3 separate regions of the Mus musculus genome follow, and regions 1 and 3 are each linked to region 2. Evidence: chromatin loops called from intact Hi-C (ENCODE). Cell type or tissue: left cerebral cortex. All regions are shown on one strand.

The links. Hi-C counts contacts between places; a loop is a spot of excess contacts. Peaks named below come from ENCODE experiments on the same cell type or tissue, not always from the same donor. Only the 100,000 strongest peaks of a DNase experiment are listed, where the experiment ranks them.
Region 1: it touches region 2 in a loop (2.1-fold over the local background); 3 of 42 quality-filtered maps call a loop at or near these places.
Region 3: a loop joins it to region 2, with 2.5 times the contacts of the local background. A loop is called at or near these places in 3 of 42 quality-filtered maps.

What each region holds. Positions count from the first base shown.
Region 1 is chr1:162,295,847-162,303,846 of GRCm38, forward strand. All of the region lies in intron 10 of Dnm3 (dynamin 3), which reads right to left. Among named protein-coding and RNA genes, the nearest start is that of Mir214, 76 kb to the left of the region's middle. In left cerebral cortex, a CTCF peak has its summit at 4,286; a DNase peak (open chromatin) is centred at 4,307; H3K27ac peaks cover 1,272 bases.
Region 2 is chr1:162,155,767-162,163,766 of GRCm38, forward strand. The region is part of intron 14 of Dnm3 (dynamin 3); the gene reads right to left. Among named protein-coding and RNA genes, the nearest start is that of Dnm3os, 58 kb to the right of the region's middle. In left cerebral cortex, no CTCF peak of the experiment used is centred here; a DNase peak (open chromatin) is centred at 3,540.
Region 3 is chr1:162,309,448-162,317,447 of GRCm38, forward strand. Dnm3 (dynamin 3) reads right to left here. Exons shown (of 21, transcript NM_001038619.2): 8 at 4,114-4,249; 9 at 1,945-2,012. Among named protein-coding and RNA genes, the nearest start is that of Gm39688, 67 kb to the right of the region's middle. In left cerebral cortex, a CTCF peak has its summit at 4,387 (motif pointing left); DNase peaks (open chromatin) are centred at 2,901, 4,395, 4,582 and 5,185; H3K27ac peaks cover 238 bases.

The DNA of each region.
Region 1 (8,000 bases), 140 kb after region 2:
GAAACCCAGTGTCCTGGATAGATTATTGTCAACTGGACAAATGCTGAAGTTATTTGGGAAAAAGAGCTCCTAATAAAGAAAATACCTCTGAAAGATTTGCCTGTAGGCAAGTCAGTAGTGCATTTTTTTAAAATTAATGATTGATGTGAGTGGGCCTAGCCCATTGTGGGCAGGGCCTCTCATGGGCAGGTAGTTTGGGGGTATATAAGAAAGCAAGCTAATCCAGCCATGGGGAGCAAGCCAGTAAGCAGTACGCCGCCATGGTTTTGTCCCAATACCTGTCTCCAGGATCCTACCTTGATTGAGTTCCTGCCCTGACTTCCTTCAGTTATGCCCTGTGATGTAAAAGTGTAAACTGAACCAAACTCTTTCCTCAACAAGTTGCTTTTGGTCATGGTGTTTTATCGCAGCAAAAGAAACCCCAAGACACCAGGCAAATGCATGGAGGTATGTCAGGACTTTTTGGCTACTGAAAAAAAAAAAAATCAGAAAAGAAACAGCGGCTTTGACAGAGGCAGCAATATGAGGAAATAGAAAAAGAAAGACAGGCCAATGGCTATTCCAAGTAAATGGTGAATTTCAACGCTAAGAAAACACGTACACCTTAACAGTAACAAAATAGCACAATACAAGGAGGCAAGAACAAGATTCAAGTAGCAAACATGTAGTAGTCCTTGGGGGGAGGTAAACATTAAACTGCTTTAGTGATGCTGCTGAGGAAAAGAGAAGATACTATGCTGTCAAGTTGCTGTTATTTTTGTAAGACAACAGGTGAAGTTAGACTGAGCCCTGTGTGGTTTAGCTGAGAGTCAGTGAAGGAAGACTCCCTGAGGAAAATGTTGGAAATGTTTATCAAGAACCTCAAAGCATACACAATGTCTCCTGTCTCTGTCTCTCTGCCTCTCTGTCTCTTTGTCTCTCTGTCTCTGTCTCTCTGTCTCTCTGTCTCTCTCTCTCTCTCACACACACACACACACACACACACACACACACATTTCAACATAACAACTTCCCAGGATCCTAAGATAAAAATCACAAAGACTTTTATTACACGATTATTCAGAATGACAAAATTAGATAAACGGGAACTTAATACCTAAGTATCCAATGATATTAAACAAATCAAAGGAGAACCAGTTATAAGTGGCTGTTACAAATTATGTTTTTAACTAATGTATTTATTTGACTTTATTTATGTGTATGTATGGCCTATGTGACTGACTATACGTGCTTGTGCATGGATGGGCATGTTCACAACTGAGTGTGCCTGGAGACTGGACTAGAGTTTTGGTGCCTTTTCAATAACTCTCTTCCCATTTCTTTGAAGCAAACTCACTCTTATTCAGGGCTTATTCATGGCTAGACTGGAAGCTGGCGAGATGCAGCAAGCCTCTACAGTTCTCAGAGCTGGGCTTTCAAATGTTTGCAAGTCTACTGTCTGTGAACACAGAAAGCTGAGCAAACATGATACAATATTAACAGTAGTGACTCTTTTAACTATATATACATTTACTCCTCGGCAGAGGATTCTATAGTAGAGTATTTTTATACAACTATCAAAAAATACAGAATGTCAACTATTTCCATAACCTAGAAAGGGAAAAGCACTTGCTGTACAAGCGTGGAGACCAAGTCTGATGTCTCAGAAACGTGTAAGGAAATCCGTGTATGGCCACACATGTCTGTTATCTCTTTCCTGGGAAAGCTGAGAAAGGAGGGGCTCTGGGGCTCACTGGCCAGCAAGGGCACACTACATGACTCAAAAAGTAAGGTGGGCAATATCTGAGGCTGTCCTCTGATCTCTCCACAAATACATACCATATATACATGAACAGCGAGAGAGACAGAGAGAGAGACAGAGAAGTATTAATTCACTCTTTTCTTTTCTCTTCTTTTCTTTTTTTGTTTTGTTTTGTTTTGTGTTTGTTTGTTTGTTTTTTGTTTGTTTGTTTCAAGACAAGGTTACTCTGTGTAGCCCTGGCTGTCCTGGAACTCACTCTGTAGACCAGGCTGGCCTCGAAATCCGCCTGCCTCTGCCTCCTAAGTGCTGGGATTAAAGGCGTGTGCCACCATGCCCGGCTAATTCATTCTTATCTGAATCTTGAGATGTACATTCTTTCGAAATCTTACTTCATGGATCATTGGCAAGATACAAATAAATTTCCCATTTCAGAAACGTTCTACCAGAGAGTCTACCAGCCAGATAACCCTCGGACACTTTGAGAATGCCGCAGAGTATCTTTTATGAGACTTATAATTAAAGAAAAAGAAGCCATCAGTTTGAGAGGGAATGAAGGAGAGTGGTGGAGACTGAGGAGAGAAGAAAGAGAAGGGTCTTGTGTTCATGTGCATATGTATATCTGTGCATGAATGCATGTGTGCATGTATGTAATTTGTGCTTTCTAAGCTTGCTACCCACCGAGCTCAATTTTATCATGAAAGCAGCTTGTAGTTTTGTACCAACAACTGACACAAAAGCACATATACTAAATTATAAGGAAACAAAATAAAAAAACTAAAAAGAAAAAAAAAAAGCCCTGACTTCACATGGGGATGGGGAAGGATGGAGGACTAGAGACAACACCAGGCAACACTAGCCTTGAAAATCACTGAAAGGCATCAATGAAATAATCATATTAGCTATGTGCTTGATCTGCAAAGGATTCTGAGGGTGTAATATGCCAAAATGTTGAATTTCCATTGTGGGTTTACACATGTGGTGCTCAGTTTTTATGATGCACACAGGAGAGGGGGCATCAAAGTCCTCTGACATTCAGAATGATTTCTGATTGGGTTCTGACTCCTTGGCTCATCAGCTCATTCAGTAGGAATTGCTGGGTGTTTGTGCGGCCCTCACTTCCCGCTCTCAAACATACTCTGTCCTGATTGCCAGCTCTTTGTCCGCCTCACTGCCATATCTCTTGTTTAAGGTGCAATTACAATTTCTACAGTCATTTAAATCATTATGACTCTCAAGTTGTTCAATTAAAAGCTTACATTGCAAAGAATTCTAATCATGTCTGCCTAAGTAATGTTGATCTAAAAAGCACTATATTTAGACCTTATATTCCCCATTAATTACTTATATTCTATAAATTATTCATAAGGAATCAGGGAAGGAAGAAATGGTATATTTCTTGATTTATATCATATCAGTCACTCACTAGGCAACTGCTATCCACTGGCCCTGTGTTCCCTATGTGTCAGAGCACCTGATATTGAATCTTACCATCTGGAGTAGCTGGTTCACTACATAATTACATAGTCACACAAGGGAAATGTTCTCAAAAAGCAAAGAGAAAACACACAAAAACCAATAGTTAAACCTTCCCTAAGTTTGCCTCCCAATTTAATGCCCTCATAATGAGGCTGAAACTTCTAATCACACTGTACATTGATTAAATGGCAAATTACTTCTTGCTTAAATCACTTGACACTCTTAAATAATAAAGATTCAATAAAGAAATAACACAACTTATCTTTTTCTTAGAATCCAACTCTTGAATGTTTGGCTCTGAGAAAATTTTAATTTGAGAAAAATTTTGAGAGAAAGTGCCATTATAATGAAAAGGTACAAAACTACATCTTAATTATGCCCAATAGTTTAAGTGTTATTTAGGTTTGTGTATAATTATTTGGGGGAACTTCTATATAAAAATTTTAGTATGAACCACATTTTTCTCTGGAGGTAAAAGAAACACTTGAAAGGTATTTCTATCCAATAAAACAAAAATTACACACTTATAAAACCTACTAAACATTAATTGATTGGATCACAGGAGGCAGGCTGTTCAGTTTCTCCTGGGTTATGCATAAGCCAGCCAAGGATTCTAAGGCCTTAAGAATAACTCGTCTGCTGCCTTAAGCAAAAACTCAGCTTGTTGGGTAATGACCACCATTCCTGAACCTGTACCGGGATCACAGAGAAAACCAGCCAGAACCAGAACAGTCCCTTGTGTCTATTAGACCTGACTTTGTGAGTCTTGCTGACTAGAGAGGTTTTATTTTTAATCTAAAAGCTATAAACCTTCAGACACTGGGCACATTATAAATTAACCATCAGTTACGATTGCATTGCTCATGAGAACATTTAAAATCTACTTCATTTTCTATGAATTAAGTGAGTCACCCTCAAAGGTCCCTAGCAACCCTTTACGCGTGTGTGGTATCTTGCTCGGCTTATTCAAGAGATGAGAAAGAAAGTGTTGTGCAGAGAGAGGAGCTGTGTTCACCCACGTTCTCAAAGGATTGGAAGTGAGGAGCAATTCCAGTCCAGAGCTGTCGGGAAATGGTGAGGCTCCTCCTCGTGGCACAGAAGTACTTTCTGTTTTACAAATGGAGCCAGCTCCTGGCTAACTTGGATAGAGTAAGTTCCGAGCCAAGCGAGAAGTGTGTCAGCTGCTCTCCTCCAAGTGGGCAAATTCCAAATCTCAAATTCTAAACCTCAAATACTTTCTGCGACTGGGGGGAGAAATGATGAGGCACATGATGGAAAAACTTTTAAACAGAGAAATTAAGAGAACTTTCGTGTTACCCGGCAAATGCTAAGGAATTGAAATTTCAGGGGCCAACCTCAGATGGAAGAAAGCCGAAAGGCTGTCGGTAAAGGCGCGCTTGGTCTCATAAGGAATGCAGAAGACACCCAAACAGGCCAGAGTGCGTTGACACTGTGTCAAAACAGTACCTGAAGGTCTTAATCGGGTTTTCTTCTCCTCTGTCATCCTGGGTTTATGTTTGGTAGACACGTTAATGAGCATTTAAGTAGGAAAGGAGGAAAAACAGAAGATAGGAGGAAGAGCTAAGCATGGGCCTAGATTTCCTACAGCATCCAATAAAAGCTTCAAACAGTACTCAGCGGGAGGCAGAGAAATGGAGACTCAAGTCTTTTACCAGAGCAGACATAGGTCGCACTCAACCTACTCCATGTTTTGTGGCTTTTTCCTTCTGCCCTACTTCTGCCATATGTTGACTGTCACTTGCTACATCAACAAGATGTGATTTCAATATCCTTCCATATATGCATTGGAAACTACTACTGGGGGAAAGCGACAGTATTGGGATTGGAAATAGAACTGAGCTCAATAAATCAAGCCCCCACCATCAGAGCTTATATTCTCAGGGTCCCTTCGTTGCCCAACAACAAGAGACATACGGGGTGTAATTCACACAGGCATGTATGCCACAAAGAAAAGGAGTGGGGTAACATGAAGACTGGGGGAGTCTCCTGAGTGTCTGGGGTTGGAGAGACTGTGAAATTATAGATAGAAAATCCAAGATACTCTGTTAATAAGGCAGGCCTTTGAACACAGACCTGAGGCAAGTAAAGGTTGGATCTTTGCAACTACCTCAAGGAACAGAAAGCAAAGTTTCCACTGACCTGTCTCTTCAGCATGCTACAGACACAAACACAGCAGTGAGGCTGCAGTGGGGAGGAGGGGAAGGAAGAGGTGAACTTAGAGATGGAAGGGGAGAAAGATCGTGTGTGGCACTGAAACCCCAGTCAGGACTTTAGAATTCCTTCTTTAGTTGATATGGACTCTGGGTCAGCTATTGACTGACCTAACATACCAAAGAACTGGACATTTCTTCAAACAGTACCTTTTAATGCAAAGTTCTTGCCTGGGTTTCTACTGGAAAGCTAAAGTAAGGTATCTTTTTTATGGCAAAGTTTTTATTCTAAGCAGTTGAGGGTAGTGGGATCAATTAATTGGCATGATAGCGATCCAAGAATGTGGTTTCCCAAGAGGTCAATAAATGACACAGTTGCTAAACTGTGGTCAAAAAACGAAGTTGTTCCTCCCTGTGCTTCCTGCAAAAGGCTTCAAGAGCTTTGAGACACTGCACCAGAGGAGAGGAGGTAAAAGAAGGCAGATGAAAACTGGTGCCCACCAGAAAACTTCCAAAGTTGAGCTATCCCTCAGAGAGAGGCCGAATGGCTCGGGAAGAGCTGTCTTGTAATCCTGTGCCCCAGAGACGACAGTGAGAAAGTATCTGAGGAAAAATGCAATCCCCAGAGCAGAAAAAAAAAATTTAGCTTTGCTCTGTGGTGTTTGTGCACACATAAACCCCATATGTTTTAAGCTAATGTGTGTTCATGTGCATAAGGGGAAAAAACATTAAAGGATTTTACACATGAAGCAATCAACATAAGGGATATAAATAAAAACAAGGCTTTTAAGTACGAAACTACAATGTAGCCAGAAAAACTACACATTCTATGTTGCCTGGAGCAGTCTTATTTTACTCTCCTAATTATGGTGAAAGTATTAATCACTCCCTTTAACTCTCAAGAATGTCCTGTACTGAAGGTTAAATTATATAGTCATTTTCTCAATGCCTTGTGCTCAAAGGGGCCAGATAATGAAGTGTTAGCATATGTAACATTAATTAGGATTCTTACCTTAAAAAAAAAAACTTTAATTTTAATTAGACTAGTTTTAAAATCAGAAGTTGATGGTAGACCTAAGGCCAAAAGTTTTGGGTACCAAAATAAGGCATAAAGAAAGACAGGTGTTTGAACAAACTGTGTCCAAATGTCATCATTTTCGAAGAAACTACAAAAACTCTCTTTCAAAATGAGGTGCATATTTCTTCAGCATCAAGGAAACTTAAGAACATGTACATTTAAACAAGTATTTCTACAATGTCTCTCCTAGGGAATTATAGTCCTAGCAGATGGCTCTAGGGTTTGAAAGATAAATGAACACAGCTCTTTGTTATAAACAAACTTACAATCAGCAAGAGGGGAGGGCTCACAGGAACAAATGAACACATACAAATTCCCACACCCCATCTCAGGCATGATGAGTAAAACAGACATAGGTTAGCAACTGGAGCGAGGAGAAAGGAGTAGGGAAAGGGGCCGGGAAAGGACTCACAGAGGCCCTCCAGGAAAGCAGTTAGGAAAAGATGAAGAGTGTGCTGAGTCTTTATAAATGATGAATGACTGAGAAAGACAAGAGAGGAAAGGGAGACATTCCAGACAAAGAGAACCCGTGTACAAATGCCAAAGGCAAGAAAAATCGTAGAGGGGAGTGAACAGTGGCCGTAACAAGCAGTTTGACGATAAACATAGCTGGGCAAAACTTGGAAATTAGATGGTGAAATGCAAACCTGAGAGATTTAAACTTTATGCTCGAGGCTCGAAAGTGCATTCCTTTTAATAAAACAGACAAAAATATATGTCTGAATTTAGAAAGGCTACTTTGATAACAGTGTAGAGGAGGGTGAATTTGAGGGTACTGAGCTTAGAGGTCAAAGGATCCGTAGTCTACCAGCAGAATCCTCAGAACTTATGCAAGGATATGACATAGTTGTAGTAAGTTGGGAGATAGTGTACTGGATTGAACCTCTAATGTTTGCCCATAGACTCTGTTGGAAACCATCGCTCCTTAGTTTGCACCACTAATTTGAAGGCTATGTAACTTTGAAGCAATGGGACCTGACTGGATGAATTGAGTGGTTCGATGCAGATCTCTCAAGGTTATGCGTGCCATGGGTTCTAGCCTCGGTCTCTGCTTCCTGGTTATGTAATCTCAACAGCTGCATCACAAGCCCAGAACCACGAACTTTCTTGGCCATGAAAAACTGGATCTTCTCTAAACCCGTGAGCTGAATGGAACCTTTTCTCATCAACCTGCTGATACAGATCCTTTCAGAAGGCTTGTTCTGGAGGTGGAGAATTGGGAATCACCCATGTTTTAAGGTTTAAAGTGTAATTTGAACGCTAGGAGATGTGATCTGCCAACTAAACCTACAACAACAAGAGGAAACAGCTTATGCACAGGCATGGTCGGATCCCAGGGTTTGCAGGATGGCCAAGGTGGACAGTCCCTGAGAACAAGGGAGGGAGCAGGCAATGATGGAAGAGGGCCTGTAGGAGAGAGACCTGACCACATCATGACAAGAGTGTCACTCAGGAATAAGAGGACCCATTAGTTATGGCAGTCAGGCCCCAGCTGACATTGGTCATGAGTATCTCCATAAAGTGTGGAGTGCGG
Region 2 (8,000 bases):
ATTTCTAAGCCGTGAAGGAGATGGACAGCCAGAGAAGCCTGAAGTGTTAGCACTACTGTGGAGCCCCATCAGAGATAGAGATCAGACCTGCTAATTCCAAACTCCAGGTCTTTTGGTTAAGAAGATTTTTACTCTGTAGGTCAGAAACCTAACTGAACACTGCTTTTGCATTTACACTTTCTTACTGAATAAACATTTATGTAATAATAGGGCAAGCAGTTCCTGCAACAGCAAAGACCTTTCCTCTGCCTACTGCTAAGTTTCCGTTACATCTCCTTATGCCCATGAGGATGAAAATGAGGAAACAAAGGGGAATAGAAGGACCGAAAGGGGCACAGGGTGGATATGTGACATTATTACATCATCCAATAAACTTTCCAATAACCCTACACCTCAATGAATCTTAGTCCTTTTCAGTATAGTATAATGATAGTTACAACCTCCCACCAATTCTGAAGTAGATTAGACTATGTATCCAGAAAGAAAAAGTTTAGAGTCCGTGAGATGGCTCACTCAACAAGAGGGCCATCTGCTAAACCTAGTGACCTGAGTTCAATTCCCAGGACCCCCTTGGTGGAAGGAGAGAACTCCGCATAATCGTGTTGAGGCACGTGCGCACACATGTGCACGTAAACAGAATGTAAGAAACATATTGTAATAAAGTGTTTCGTTTTCTCCTCTGCCACTGCACAATATTATATTAATACATGAACAAAGCATTCACCGCTGTCCTCTTTGATGAGACGCCAGTGACTCTGCTGTGACTACTTTGTGCTTGCTGCTTTCATACAATAGCCCCGCTAGCCCCACGCATTCTCTCCCTGTCTCATTTGGTAATGCAGTCCCCATCTCTACCATTTGATCTTCCGTGAAAAGCACTGCTGTTTCTGAGGTCTACCCTCTTCCCATGTGCTTTTGTAAAGTGAGGCAGGGATGAAGTTTTCACGGAATATCAACTCGTCTGTCAACTGACTTGCTCAGCCACCTGTCACAGTTTCACTTTTCCTGTACTCTTAATCTGACCCTGACTCCAAGCGCTGGATGTTGAGTCCCCTTCAGAGCTTTTTTTTTTTTTTTTTTCTTCTTCTTCTCATTCTCTGTCTTTCTTCCTATTAACTTCTCATATGTGGTATTTAGTTGTAATGTATCTGGCCATGTCCCATTGCAATTGCTTTGCAGTATAGCTCCCACGCCATGATTTCTGACCTATCAAAGTGTGGTGTTTCAAGAAACCTTTCGTCTACTCAGCCTCAACAGATCAACCCTAGGGTTAAACCTATAATCTGGGTGTTTGAAGAGGCGGTGCAGCTGCTACAGCTGCTAAGATGAGTATAAAGCAAACAATGACCTCATCAGATTTGTGCGAGCCTTTAGAAGATTCAATCTGGATTAGGGCCCCCTAGAAGACCACCTGTGAGATTAGTTAGCCTGATGCTTTGGGACCCTGCTCCGATGAGTCATGCTACACTCAACCCATAGATTTTACTTGCAATCTAAAACAACAACCAAAAAAAGAGAGCTAACATTATACTGAACATCTGTAAAACCTTGCCTGCTCATGTGTATTTTCTCACGGTCTTCCTGGCTGAGAGTAGAGATTAAATATACATTTCCTATGTGAAAGTTCTCCTTTATTTTGCTCACAAAGGGAGTGAGGCAAACATCTCATCACCTTCTCGTTTTGAAGGCTGTTTTCGCTAACTGCATGGTAAAAAGTTTCATGGTCACTCCATATCTTTCTTCTCTTTCCACCTTCCTCTTGCCTTGGTTGGAGTCAGAGCTTTTCTAACAGGTCTAGAGCCAGGAAGAATCCTGGCTGCCCTGACTCAGCCTTGCCCGAGTTTTCCAGGGCCATCACCTGCACGCACGTCCGAGTGCAGACTTTCACTTAGCTGGGAATTAGCCGCTCCTCCCTTGTCTGCTCATAATTCTCGATGGGCGCTTATGGCTTGTGCACATTAGATTGTCACATGCAAGTTTATTTTCCACATTAGAACTCTGGAGGATTCTATTACATTGCCAGACACAGTGCCTAGCATATTATTCGAAACTCAAGTCAGATTGGCTAGTTGGTTTTTACAACTAAGTCATGCATGCATGTGATAACAGTTCAAAGAATTCTGAAGTGAGTACGATAAGAGGCTATTCCTTTATTCTGACATGCTCTACTTAAGAGAAAATTCTTTGTAATTTCTCTGGTCTTCTGGTCCACAACTCTATGTGGTATTTTTTTTAGCCTAATTATGTTAGACATAAGTGCAGAGCTCTCCTACTGAAGAGGAGGTTTCTTCAGCTTGTTCACAGCGTATCTTACAGGACCCCCTCTCCCAATAACTAACAGTTATAGAACTCCACAATTCTCTTTCTGAAATCTTGGAAATATGTATGCGTGTGAATTCAGAGCGTTTTCAGAATTGACCAAAGTGAGATTTGTGTGTTGTGTGCTACACATACAGGTAAGTGGTTTGCTGGTAAAACCTTGCCAAAAGTTGGCTTCTTTGGCTTCTTTCAGATCCACATGTGACATTACACTTAACGGAAATGCGGAGAGGGATTTTAAGTGACTCAGTGGCTCAGCCTCCATATCCTTACTATGGTTCTTTCAATGTTGCTGAAATAACAACACACGCTCACTTTCTCATTAAAAACATTCATTTCTCATCATCTAAACTCAAACTGCACAATGATTTAGTTTCTCTCAGTTCCATTGTTTAATTCTGACCAGACTCCACAGCTATTCTCTCCTCACTGTTTTTCATAAGAGGTCAGAGAAGTTTGCAATTAGCTCGTACACCTGTCTTTGTCTCTCTGTCTGTCTGTCTGTCTGAGACAGGGTTTCACTATGCAGCCCTGGCTGGCCTGGAACTCACTAAGTAGATCAGACTGGCCAGACCTCTGAGATCCACCTAATTTGCTGCCCGAATTCTGGGATTAAAGGTACAGACTTCCATACCCAGCTGTTTATTTTGAGACAGGGTTTCATTATGTAGGCCAGGCTGACCTTGAACTCATGATTTTCCTGGCTTGGCACCCCCACTGCTAGGATTACAGAGGTGGACCACTATGCCTGTTGCTATTATCTTTTCAGTTTTCTTCTGTACAGTTACTTACTGAAGTCCCTCCCTGTAAGGGAATGCTGCTGAGATCAAGTCCCTAGACAAGGCTTGGAAACTGGGGGTATTTTCAGAGCTCTCAAACACACAGGAGACATTTCAGTTAGTAGCTATAACAGTCCACAATTTCAGTAGGGATAAAAATACTCTGGAAACAGTCTGTAACCCATTATCTAGAAGTGTCAAAAATTACAAAATGTTATTTATTACAAAATTAGCTTGAGATAATTCAGGGCCATTCTCATGCAAAACATGATACAAAATACAAAGATCCACAGCCCATCCCTTTTTAAGATTTACTCACAATGACTCCTCCACCGACATCCTACACACGTCTTTACAGAGCTTGGCGGTTTCAGTCTTTTTCCCAAGGGAACGTAGACTATAAAGTTCAGTTGATAAACTAGGAGTAAAAATATGCAAGGAGACTGGAACAGCATCACTTACTAGAAAACAGAGTGACTTTTTCAGAAATAATTTTGGCCAGAAGAAACAAGAGTGGAGAATGAGAGCACATCAAGTAATTTTATACAAGGTACTGAGCAGAAGGCAGCAAAGTACAACAGAGTAAGTCCCAGAATCTACCGCGCAGCTCAGCCCTTCTCACTGGAAGCTTCGCTCCACTAGATCTCCATTCCCTTCTGTAAAATTGGGACTCTGAGGACTTTAAAGTATGTTAGAGGGTAAAGGACTACACATGAGTGCGTGGCCTTCCCAGCACACACAGGGTTCCCTGAACTACACTGGGTGCCTACACTGGGTGCCTTCAGTGTTTTTCAAGTATCACTATATAAGTCCTATTGCTATGAGCTGTAATTAGAATTAGGACATTATTTTTTGAAGAAATATTCAATTTCTATTGTATAAATAATTATAGATACATCAAGAGAAGGTTCTTGTAAAGCTTTGAATGATCCAGTGAAGAAAGTCAGAAATTACAGTTTGTTAATCATTAAAACAAGTTTTAATGTCTTTTGCAGAATTCACTGCTATAGTAGACATCAAAATATCTGTCTAAGTAATTATAAATATCTAGGGGGAATACTTTGCCTTATCATGACCTATCATACTATAAACAAAGGTCACAGGCATATTCCACAAATTCTTTAGGTTGTTGAAACTTAATATTAAAAGTTATCCTTGCATACATAATACATGTACATATATACACATATGTACAGATAAGCCTACATAAAATGTACCTGTCTTCCCACACTGCTTTCTTCTCCAAATTTACCCTTGACAAGCTTTGGCGATTATAGAAGCAAGAAGTGTGTTATATTTTCCCAAGGAGTAAATTCCATGTATTAGAAATAACCTTAGAAAGAATTCATCATGTTTCTCTGATTTACCATGTGTAGGAGAAACTGTGACCTTTTGGAGCTGGAGATGAACAAGTGGTTTTGGATTTCAGACATAATCCTGATAAATGGAAGCCCTTTGTCTGCTCATGGCATTAGACCCAGAACAAATGAGGGAGCTGGGGTTCTGATTTTGTTCTCTTTCCATAGGGAGATGGGGTTTCCAGAACTGGCCACCGGTTAATGTGGCTCATAGTCACTAAAGGGAGATGTCAAAGTGCATCCATTTTACACACATTCCTCTAAACATGTTAAGGGTAGGTTGTGGGTAGTGTACATGAATATTCTGTGGGAATCATCCCTTTAAATGAAGACTCCACTCTAGACCTTGACTTCCCGACAAAGTGGGAAATGATTTGGGAACGAGGTCAGAAACTCTCCATCTAACTTTATAAGCGAATTTCCTGATTTTCCTCACATTCTTTTATGGCTCTGTTTTTATTGATGGGGCGTTTGACAAGTAAGTCTTCAAGTTTGTGCTCCCACCAAGCCAAACCCCATCTGGCCCCCTTTCTTGAAAAAGGAAGTGTTAAATATAAATTACCAGTTGGCTTATCAGGGCTAGAGGCAAGGGTTCAGAAACACATTCAGCCAATGCTCTCAAAGGTTAGAAGTCAGCTGTGGGCTTCTTTAGCCAAGGGAGAGTCAGCTGGCTCGGCTCACAGGCAGTAATGGAGACTACCTCTTAGCTGCAGGAAGGGAAGATGGCTATGTCTTGGGCCCAACTGATGGGTATGGACAATTTAAAGGTTGGATTTCCAGTCTTACTCATCTTAAAATACCATTTCTGTTATTACTCTGTGCCATCTGCTTTTACTTAACCCATTCTTTAATCTTCCAAACTTTGTTTTGGTATAATTACTATCCTGAGTTTCAACTTTTGGATTGTTTCTTAATCAGAAACACACATATTTCATAGAGACAGGCAGGTGAAAGCAGTCCTGAGCTCACGCCTTCCTCTGAGTTCATGCATATTCCGGGACCGCATGTTTCCCAGGAACTATACCTTCAGTTGTCTGTGCATGAGAACCCTGGGCTAGATGCATATGCTACTTAAAACCAAGAATTTAAATCGGAGCTACAGTGAGCAGGTGCCAGGCATAGAATTACACAGAACACCATTATTTCATGTGTCCTAAAGGGCAAATGATTCGAACTTTCTCTTCACAACTACAGTAGATCCATGTCATGCCTGATTGACTGGACAATAACTATCACTAAAAAAGTCCACATATATTAGCCAATATTATTGTTAGAACCACTCTAAAATGTTCTATTAAAACACGTACCAGTTATCTTCAGTTTTAGATGTATGTCCTTGATATTGGTATCTGTGGCTACAGTTGAAACTTCTAAATGTATTGTTTAAGAAATTGGCAGCTGTTTCTTAGCTCATCTCAAGAAAGGCAAACCTTTGCTAGATCATGGTCAGTTACTCAGGCAACTCATGCCAAAGATCTCCGTTTGGCCTTTTGTCTTTTGTATACTTCTATGTGAGAGAGACAGAGTCTTCTTAGATTATAGCATTAGTGAAGCAGCTAGGAAAACATTCTTTTTAATTTAATTTACTTCCATACTTAATTTTTCCCTATAGGGATTCTATCAGGTTACCATGAAATTCTAAAATGTGTTTCTAAAGCATTTAGATATAAATTTTAAAATCTAATGAAATTTAGGGGAAAACAATCTTTGCGCTATCTCTAACGTAGAATCATTCCCAGGATGCAATGCAGTGAGCATGCACCAGCTTTTGCTTTTGAATCGTTTTTCATAGTTCCATAGCGTCAAGGAAGAACTACGCAGCCAAAACAAACTTGTCACTTAAGGGGACAGGTTAAATTACCTTTACAGTAGAAAACTCTGTGCATGTCAAACCATGAAGGGACAGAGTTGCTTATGTAATGAGTTCTGTTTAATTAAATGTGCTTGGAAAACCTACAGGTGTTAAACTTCTTTGGTGCCACATGCTCTCCTAAACAATGGCCTTTAACTGTTACTTTGTACTGCTTTGTCAAAGCATCTGGGATCACACAGCCTCCAGGATTTGCACAAGCTGAATGTCCTCATATATCACATATTGGAACGACGACTAGGGCAAGGCCAGAAGCACATAATTACACTCCCCCTGAGCTCATTATGTAACCAGGCTGATCTCGAACTCAGAATGCTGTGATTCCAGGCCAGTGCCCCTACACCTGACCTGCCTTTAAACAATGCCCTTTGATTGACTGCTGTGGTTTCTACAGAACAATAGCTCCGGAAGCAGGGTTTAGCAAAGGCTGGTCTGTCTGTGCTTTCTAGCTCCACTGGCCTAACACTTTACGTGGTTTGTGTGCAGAGCTTCTCTCTAAAAGCAGACCCTTGCCTTGCCTTGCCTTGCTGGTGGCTTTCTTGTATTTGGGGGACACAAAGGAAGTGGAAAGGACAGTGGGTAGAGAACATACAAGGTCATACTCGGCCAGCTGCAAAGCCTGCTGGGAACTCAGATTCTCTTCCTCTACACAGCTCTTTGGCCCTGGAAAACTTAGCTTGCCTCACTGCTCCTTGATCTCCTCATCTAGGACAGAGTTAATGACAGGCTCTAGGATTTCTAAGGCTTGTTCCAAGGCTGGGGTGTCTCACTTTCAGACGGCAGCATGAGTGTACGTGCTGGGGACAGGCAAGCGTGAAGGAGGTTAAGGGAGGGTTCTCTTTCCACCGTTCTGACTAGGAGGCTGCACGCTTTCTCTTTCTTCTTTCTGGTCTGGAATCCATCCCATGTTGACCATGGACTTTGTGAACATCTGTACTAATAAAAGAAAATCAGCTTGCAGCGTTAAAGGAACTACTTCTAAAACCAGTATACAAAGACACCATTGCCTCCTTTCTAGACCCTTTGGGCAACACAAAACAAGAGGCTTGGTGTCCTTAAATAGCATCCTTTACCTTGTCCCATGGCAACCTGCATGGCATTCACTCCCACACACATAAGCTATGGACCACTTGGGAAATGGGGTGCTCACAAAGGGCCACATCACTTCGGTGAGGCTCCCAGTTCTAGGATGAGGGACAGCTTCTCTCTTCTGCAGAGCGAAGATAGAAAAGTCTTCATTTCCCATCACATGAAGTGTGTCCAGTGATCACACATCAACAGGAGACACACACCAGCTTTATTGAGGAACTTCGGAATTCCTGACCACTGGCTCATCTGACTGTGCAGGAAGGAATCTCCCAGTAGCAGTGGCTGGCCTGGACGTGCCGTCTAGCTGAGATGGCACTGATACCAGGCACCGAGTGGCTTGCCAGCTTCCAGAAAGGATATGGAAACTGCTAGGGAAGGGAGAATTTGAGAATCGCATAATTGATAGCCCTTACTTTGCTACTTGACCACTCTTTCTTCAATGCATTTACCCTCGCTAGCTCACCAGGAATTCCTGGGGTGGCCCTGCTACATTTATGTGCATTGGATATGTCACTGCCCACTAGCTATAGGCTCAGTCCTATAATGCCAACAATGAATGGGTCCAGTAAGGAACAACTTGATCTT
Region 3 (8,000 bases), 150 kb after region 2:
CTCTCAGATCAAAGTCCCTGGGTACTGAAGGAAGGGTGTGACTGAAGGGGAGTCATCAATAACTTAGGTGACACACAATGCCTAAATGATGGATTTATAAAATCAACAAATAACAAAAATAACAAAAATCTTCTTTTTAATCTGGAATTAATTCAAATCTGATGTCATTGTATGCTTTTCTCATGTGAAACAGGAAATCAGGGAAGCAAATAAAAGGATAGAAGAAGTTATGTGTGTTTTATAAACAATGGGAACTGCAGCTGTGGGGTTCCATTGTTAAGTACTTGCCATCCAACAATCAGGTCTCAACTCAATCCCAGTGCCTAAGAAGTTAGGTGTGCTGGTGTGTGCCTATCATCCTGGCATGGGGAGCAGGCAGGGATGGGGGAGAGGTCCTTCTTAGACTGTCTTCTCAATATCTCATCTTGGCCCTGTGTCAGAAGCTGAACCACAACAGGCCTCCAACAGGAGGACCCCTCCTTCGCTTAAGGTAACCTATGAACCATGAACCAGCAACCTATGTGGGATTAGCTTACTCTACATGGGCTCAAGAAATGTGTATTAAAAATGTATATCATAATTCTAGACCATATCACTATAGGCTGAGGATGCATGTTTCCCCTGAGATCTGTGTGTTAAAATCCAGCATACTTGATGTCACAACATTATGATGTAGGGCCTTTGGCAAGAAACTAGATTGTAAGGGTGAGACTTTCAGGAACGAGATTCAGGTCTCATGGGAAGAGATGAGAGAGTTTGCCTGTCCTCCTTCGACCACGTACAGACACTGTGAGAGTTGAATGGTATACAAACTGGAAGACGTCCCTCACCCGGCCAGGTCAAGCTGGAGAGCTCTTGTGATTTTATCCTCCAGAACCATGAGAGACAGATTTCGTTGCTGATAAGCTACACTGTCTGTGCAGATTTGTTATCTAAAGCCTAAAAATACTAAAATACAAAGTAAGAGAACAACGCTACTCTTGATGATGGGAAATTCCGTTTCTAGCTCACTCCAGGCCATATTCTTGCCCCGTCACTCCAGTCTCCTGACCACACTGCCTGCAACGGCCAAATGAAAAACCCCAGCTCCCCTAAGACCATCTCTCTGCACCTAGCCATCCTCTGCTTCACTCCTGCTACTCTTCCTTCCTCAACGCTGCATTATTGTCTTCTACCCTTCAGGCCCACTGCACAAGTTCTTCATATGCATGTACCTATGTGCTTGTATGCTTACACACACACACACACATACACACACACTCACACAAACACATGCACATTCACACATACACACACACACTCATACACACTCACTCACACACACACACACTCACACATATTCACATACACACACACACACTCACACACATACTCACACACTTATACACACACTCACTCACACACACATTCACACACACTCTCACCCACCCACACATTCACACACTCACATACACACATACTCACACACACTCTATCTCACACAAACACAAATATAGGCATATAACACACTGTGATTGAAATTATTTATTTCATAGGAATGGTTCCATTGAAAAATAATCACCCTTCTTACTCTTTCCCAATTTCTCTCCACAACCCCAAATTATTCTGCCAGTTCTCCATTGCTTATGAGCATCTTAAATAAGCAAGACCCACCCCCCAGGTACAGAACAAACAGAGACTTGTTCACCTACTCAAAGATAAGTAGGATGCTCAGTTCTTATTGGAAACAGTACAGAAAGGTTTTCATTATTATTATTATCATCATCTTTACTAAAATCTCTCTAGCAATATAGAAAATTAGCACTAAGCTAAAAGCCAAGATTTTCTTTTTCTGACTTCTCACTCTCTCCTTTCTTTTGATGATGAAATACTACTTTGCTAGCCATTTGAAATGCTCATTTTCTTTGGGTAGCTTGAAGACAGGAAAAAATGTGGGTCACTTGCCTGATCCCATGTATGTTTTTGATTGCGTAGCTTATTTCTCTTCTCAGTTCTTTCTCATTGAACTCCATCTGCAGATGCAAAGCAAGCTACGGTTATGACACTTAATTCTTTTCGATAATATTATTGAATGGTATAGAATGAGGATAACCTTACTGTTATTAATAAATGGATACTCATGTCCTTTGTAAACTAAACCCAGATGGTCAAAACATCTGTTTATATGGAGTTCAAGGCCACATGGAACACTGGGGATTTCTGGAAGTTCCAGAGGATCAGTGTGTGTGTGTGTGTGTGTGTGTGTGTGTGTGTGTGTGTGTGTTAACTCTGTTACATATGGGGAGTGCTGTGCATAAGGAATATCTCCTGGACATAAACCCAGCCACTCATTTGAAACACAGAATTATTTTTTGCTGAATGTACTAAAGTGGAGGCCACAGGAGAATGCATAAATGAGAGTATTTTCTGATGGGTGGCCACAACACAGCTGTCTTTTCTTTCTGACCATTTTAAGCACCTGACCATAAGACCTCTTTATAAGAGGAAATTAATAATACCTTATGAAGCCAACACAGGATGCATTGCTATATAAATATTTCCCAGACGTCCTAGGCACTACAAATCTACTTGGAAGTAGGATCAAAGTGCCATAGAACTTAGTCCCGAAAGGCACATCCAAAGAGCACCGGATTCAGTTTGACAGGGATGCAGCCGTTCCAGCCTCGCTCGCTGTCCATTTCCTCCTTTATGCTCTCTGCATCTCAGAGTAACAGCTTGCCCTAAGCTTCTATCGTATCCTGTGGCTTCAGGGTTCAGAGTCTTTGTCATCCCTTCCTTTGTGTGGTCAACATTTGTGCTCCCTTTCCCACCTCTTCCTGCTTATCTGACTATCCTTCCAAACTCAGCTCAGACGGCTGGCTCCCTCGCATCCTTGGGCTGGGATTCATGTCTGTGGGCAGTGTTTCCATGGCGCCCTATGCTAAAGTTTGTCACTTTGCTTAGCACATTTTAATAAAATGATCTATTTATCCACCTTCTTCCCACACCAATACATAAACATTCGCCTCCTCATATTGAAAAAGTGGCACAGTCCCTAAGCTACTCAGCTGCTGTACTGAGCAACCCCCCCACCCCCACCAAACGCAAACAGCTCTCGATCCTTCCTACCCACTGATACTTTCCATCAGTTTCCCCATCTGATGGGCACCATCATTCACTCAATGGCAAAAGACAAACCTTGGGGAGGGATTTTCAACCTCTGGTTTCTGTCTCTTGAATCAATCCCAGCCTGTCAACTTTACCCCTAAACTCCCACAGTCCTCCGTTTCCCTCCATTCTTTCTCCTTACATCATTTTGACTGAGAATGTACATTTCAGAGCTTCCTCCTTGCACAAGATCCCTTCCAAGACCATGTGCCCAACCATGTGTTTGTAATTTTGCTTTCTTTGTCTCTAAGGGACTCCTGCGATTGCAGAAGCTTCAGGCAGAAAATGTGGTCCATCCATCTCTGGTTGGGCCCCTCCCCTTCTTTACCACATCTACTGCTTGCCCCTTGGTGATCCAGCAGGCACAGTTCTCTTTGGAGATGATCAGCCCAACTAGATAACAAACCCCTGTGTAAAGTCCTCCTGTTGCTTTCCATTGTAAATGGTGAACAACTGCAGCCAGGAAAGTCCTGGATGCACAGCTTCATCCCTAAGCGAGCCTCTTCCCAGGACTTTTCATAACACTGATGTCTTTGTGCCAGGCTGGTCATGGATAATAATGCCCTTCGTCACCCAGAGGGAGCCTATCTAAATATCCCATGGAAAGAAATCTGTATCATGTCACCATAATAACACTTGAATTTTTCTTATGTTATCTACTTTTTTCATTGTCCTTACTAGATAAATTCAACCCCTTTCTTTCTTGGTCACTGAGACTTTGGTCCATAGGGGAGTCTCAGAAATATTTTAAATTAGACAATGGATAGATATCATGGAAAACTGAAGTATTGTTTCTTGAAGTATTCTCTATGAACTCACTGAAATCAGAAAGAATATTTCAAGGACAAAGGATTCGATTCCAAGGACTCTGTTGGTCCTGTGATAGATCACAGTACAGCGAGAGAGCTGCAAGGGAGATCAGGGAATGCGGTGGGACAAAGGGAGAAAAGAACATTAGTTACAAACCTTCACTATCTCAAAAGGAAAGCGTTCGTGGAAAATGCGGTTGATCTTAGCACCGCCAGAGAGCTCTAAGGTGTCTACTTGATCTCCTGACCCTTCGATTCTCTTCTCAAAGTCCACAGCAAACTGTTGGACCATCCTAGAATTGAGAGAGAGAGATAAACCCGGGTTAAAATTAGTTAACATCACAGGGCTCTCCTGTCCCTGATTTTACTAAGGGTGTAGCTTAGACTCCTTTCCTGGTGTTCTTAGTGACACCTACTGGTTGAGTTGGCACTGCACATCATTCAGCTGTGACAAGGAACAGGAGATTTATTTTACACATTTTAACTAGAGTAAATATTTTAAATATCGTTCTCTTTAAATGGGTGGTATCCATTTGTGGTTATAACCTGAAATGGTATTTAAGGAACACTTGGATTTTAAAAGTTATGTAATAAATCTTAAGTAGAATAGTCAAGTGAGCCTCCACTCTGGTGATGTCACGCCTGCCCACTCCCAGCTACTGCCACTGAAAAACCCACACACAAGCACAGCTGCACACCTACACACACATCTACTCACCCAACCATCCCCCCCCCACACACACACAGGGCAGACGCCTTTTCTCCCTCAGTCTGTCCTCCTCATCCTACAACTGTGTGCTCTGAGGGTGGCCAGAGCTTTGAAAGTCATCAAGACACAGTCTCCCCCACCTTCAGATGCCACAATTCATAGGAGATCCTGGCCTGCATATTCAATCACGTGCAGGACATATATTTTCTTTTAGCTGTCTCAGATCAAAACACCTAAAACGTGAACTGCTTAAACTGCTTTCCTTCTGGGTCTGGAGTCTGTTGATTCCCCTATCTTGGCACAGCCATTGGCAACCCCTTCTTGGATTACCAAGGTACCTGTAGGTTTCCATCCTGATCCTAGGATTCTGCCCAGGTCAGACCCTACACCGTCACAGCCACACAAACCTGGCTGGTTTGCTTTTCGGTGCTTTCCCGCAGTTTGAGTTAACCCATTATGTAGGATTCTTTGTGCTGTGACCTTGGCTGTTCTTGAGGCTGATCTCTTGCTCAGCAACATGCACCATCTGATCCAAACACAAAGAATCTACTGCCCAGTCCCCACACGTACCATGTCTCTGTATTTGTGTACGTGCTTTGAGGATTTACAGCACCATTGACTCCACTCCTTGCCTGGCTAATCTCCTTCTGTTCTCAAGAACCAGCTCCAGTACTAATTCTTCTGAGAAACCCATGATGCTCGGTGGTCCTCAGCCCCCACCAGCATCTACCACTGCCCAGATGAAGGGATCTTCTGCTCCTTCAGCCTCTTTCTAACAAAATATTTATCAGACCACATCACCACTGCTTGCTTCGATGCCAGCAGCTTCCTGGAAGGCAAGGGCATGCACCATATGGGCAACATATAAGAAATGCTTAATAAATATTTGTCCTGTGAATCAATTAACTATCTGAAACCATCTGGTGAAAATAAAAGAGAATAAAAAATGTATTCCTGTTTGTGATGATTACTTGGTTTAAGCAATTCTAATTCTGACATCCTAGAAATACTACTTTCAAATTCAAAATCGAAGCGAAAAATATTTTCAGATCTTCTGAAACCTGTATATTTTTACTGCCAAAATTTGATTGGATACAGTGGGTTACAGTAATTACAAATTATTTAGCCATGCTCGTGTCTGCTGTTTTTAATGGTTTTTGTCAAGTACCTGAAAAGTGGTGGTATATGCATTAAAACACTAGAAATTTTTACAAACTTCATCTCTGTCAATTCTTTCCCATCCACCTCCCACTTAGTGGTATTGGAATAAGCCTTCCCTGAGTCCACTCTATTCTCTTCCCATCCTCCTTAAACCTAACACACACCCCTTGTACTTCAGGGTCTTGAGCATTACCTCCATCTGGGAATTGATACCTCTCTTCATATGCACCTGACTCCTCCTCTGGGCTCCAACATTCTCTACTTATGATAAACAGCATTTATCAGCGTCTAACACAATTCATCATTTATATGCTTGTCTTGATGATCTTATCCTTAAGTGCAAAGTGTCACTTTCATTGTTGGCTTCATGGTGAGTAATGCATAGCCAGAGTCTGAGTACGGTGCATGAAAGGATGGCAGGAAAGGGGAATGAGGAAATGTATCAGGAAAGACAGGAGCCCACGCAAAAAGAAGATGAACCAACAGGCTAGTCAATGATCTGATTGAATATTCTACAGTCAAGACCCATGACATGACAGAGGCAAGGACCATCCTAGCATCCTAGTTTCAGATAGTTAGAGATACTGATGTATGACCTCAATATAAATACATTTCTTTTCTATATAACTTGAAGAATTTTTATGAGTTTAACCAAAGGCTAGGAGAAACAAACAAACTTGGAAATCATTCTACTCTTTAAAAAAAAATCATCTTTGCCATGGTATTATTTTAAGTGAAAGACAACATGATACAACTAAGATGCCACTGAAACTTTCTGAATATTTGGAAATCTCTTTTAAAAAAAAACTGAAAAACCACCAGTTCAGTACTGTTGTGACTTCTGACCAAAGCAAGAACCATGAACGTACTTCGATGCATCCTTGCACATTTGAAGGAAGATTATATTCCCCACTCTTTCCAAAGAGCAGTAACAGTAGGGTACTGCTAGGTCTACGCCCATCTGAATAGACAATGAACTTCACGTTGTAGGAGGACACTACAGAAGTCATCAGGTTGACTAAGTAGCCCAGGTTTACAAAAAGAAAGATGTCACATTGCACTGAATGGGTACAGCAGAAAAGTGCTAATGGCATCACTGTCCACGCAGGTGCTCATCCCAGGAGGTTGTTATCACCAGGCGAAAGCTGGACTACAGTGGGAAAAAGTTCCTAGAACAGGAATCCAAATCTCGCCAAGTAGGGAAGAAATAAGACAAATATAAGGAAGAAACTACTGGCAAGAGTAGTGGATCAGAGGGCCTTGTGCACACAGATAAGGACTGGAAAAGCCAGGAAAGTTAAACATGAAGGCTTGTCTCTTCAAAGGAAGGAGATGCTTGCCATTCCACACAGAATTCTGGGAAGGGATTTAGTTTATGGCCTGGTGATCTTTTGCTATCTGTAGGGCCAGGCTTCACCCAAATATTATGTCTGTTCATCCCAGACTTCCCACCACCCCTAAATCTTGAGCATTTCTTCTCAGTTCATAAAAGCTATCCTTATGAGAGATGTCACTTATAGTTCCCAACAACTCTATAGCCTGCATAACTTCTGTTATCTTAGGGCCAGGCTAATCCTGACTCCCACTGGCATTCTGTTTACCTCAGTCATTCTCCCCAGACCCTCATCCTTATCTTGAGCAGTGTTCCTGACTCAACAGAAATTGTCTTTATGGAAAAGGCCATATATATATATTTATATGTGTGTGTGTGTGTGTGTGTATATATATGTGTGTGTATGTATATATATGTGTGTGTGTGTATAGTCATATATATATATATATACATATATATATGAATATGAAAAGAGTTTCCATACAAACATGTCTTAAGCATGTGGGACTCAGCTCATTGTCATGAGGAAATTTTTTTCCAAATTTGTGCTGTGCTTAAATATGACTAAAATAAACCAGTGTCACACTCCAGAAATTTGGCCCAATACCACTAAATAAATCAGAGTGGACCGAGTTGAATTCTTGTCTCCCTCACTGCCAGCCATGAAGCTTGCAGGCACACACACAGTGAAGACACAGGAAGAAAAGAATCTTACTTACCACAAAGTGGTTGAATGAAAAAATAAAGGAATTAAATTTTGCTTGGGGGTATAAGAAATAAAGTGCCACAAGGTCAACCAGGGAAATGGTTTAGTTGCTTAAAATGTTTCCACACAAGTAAG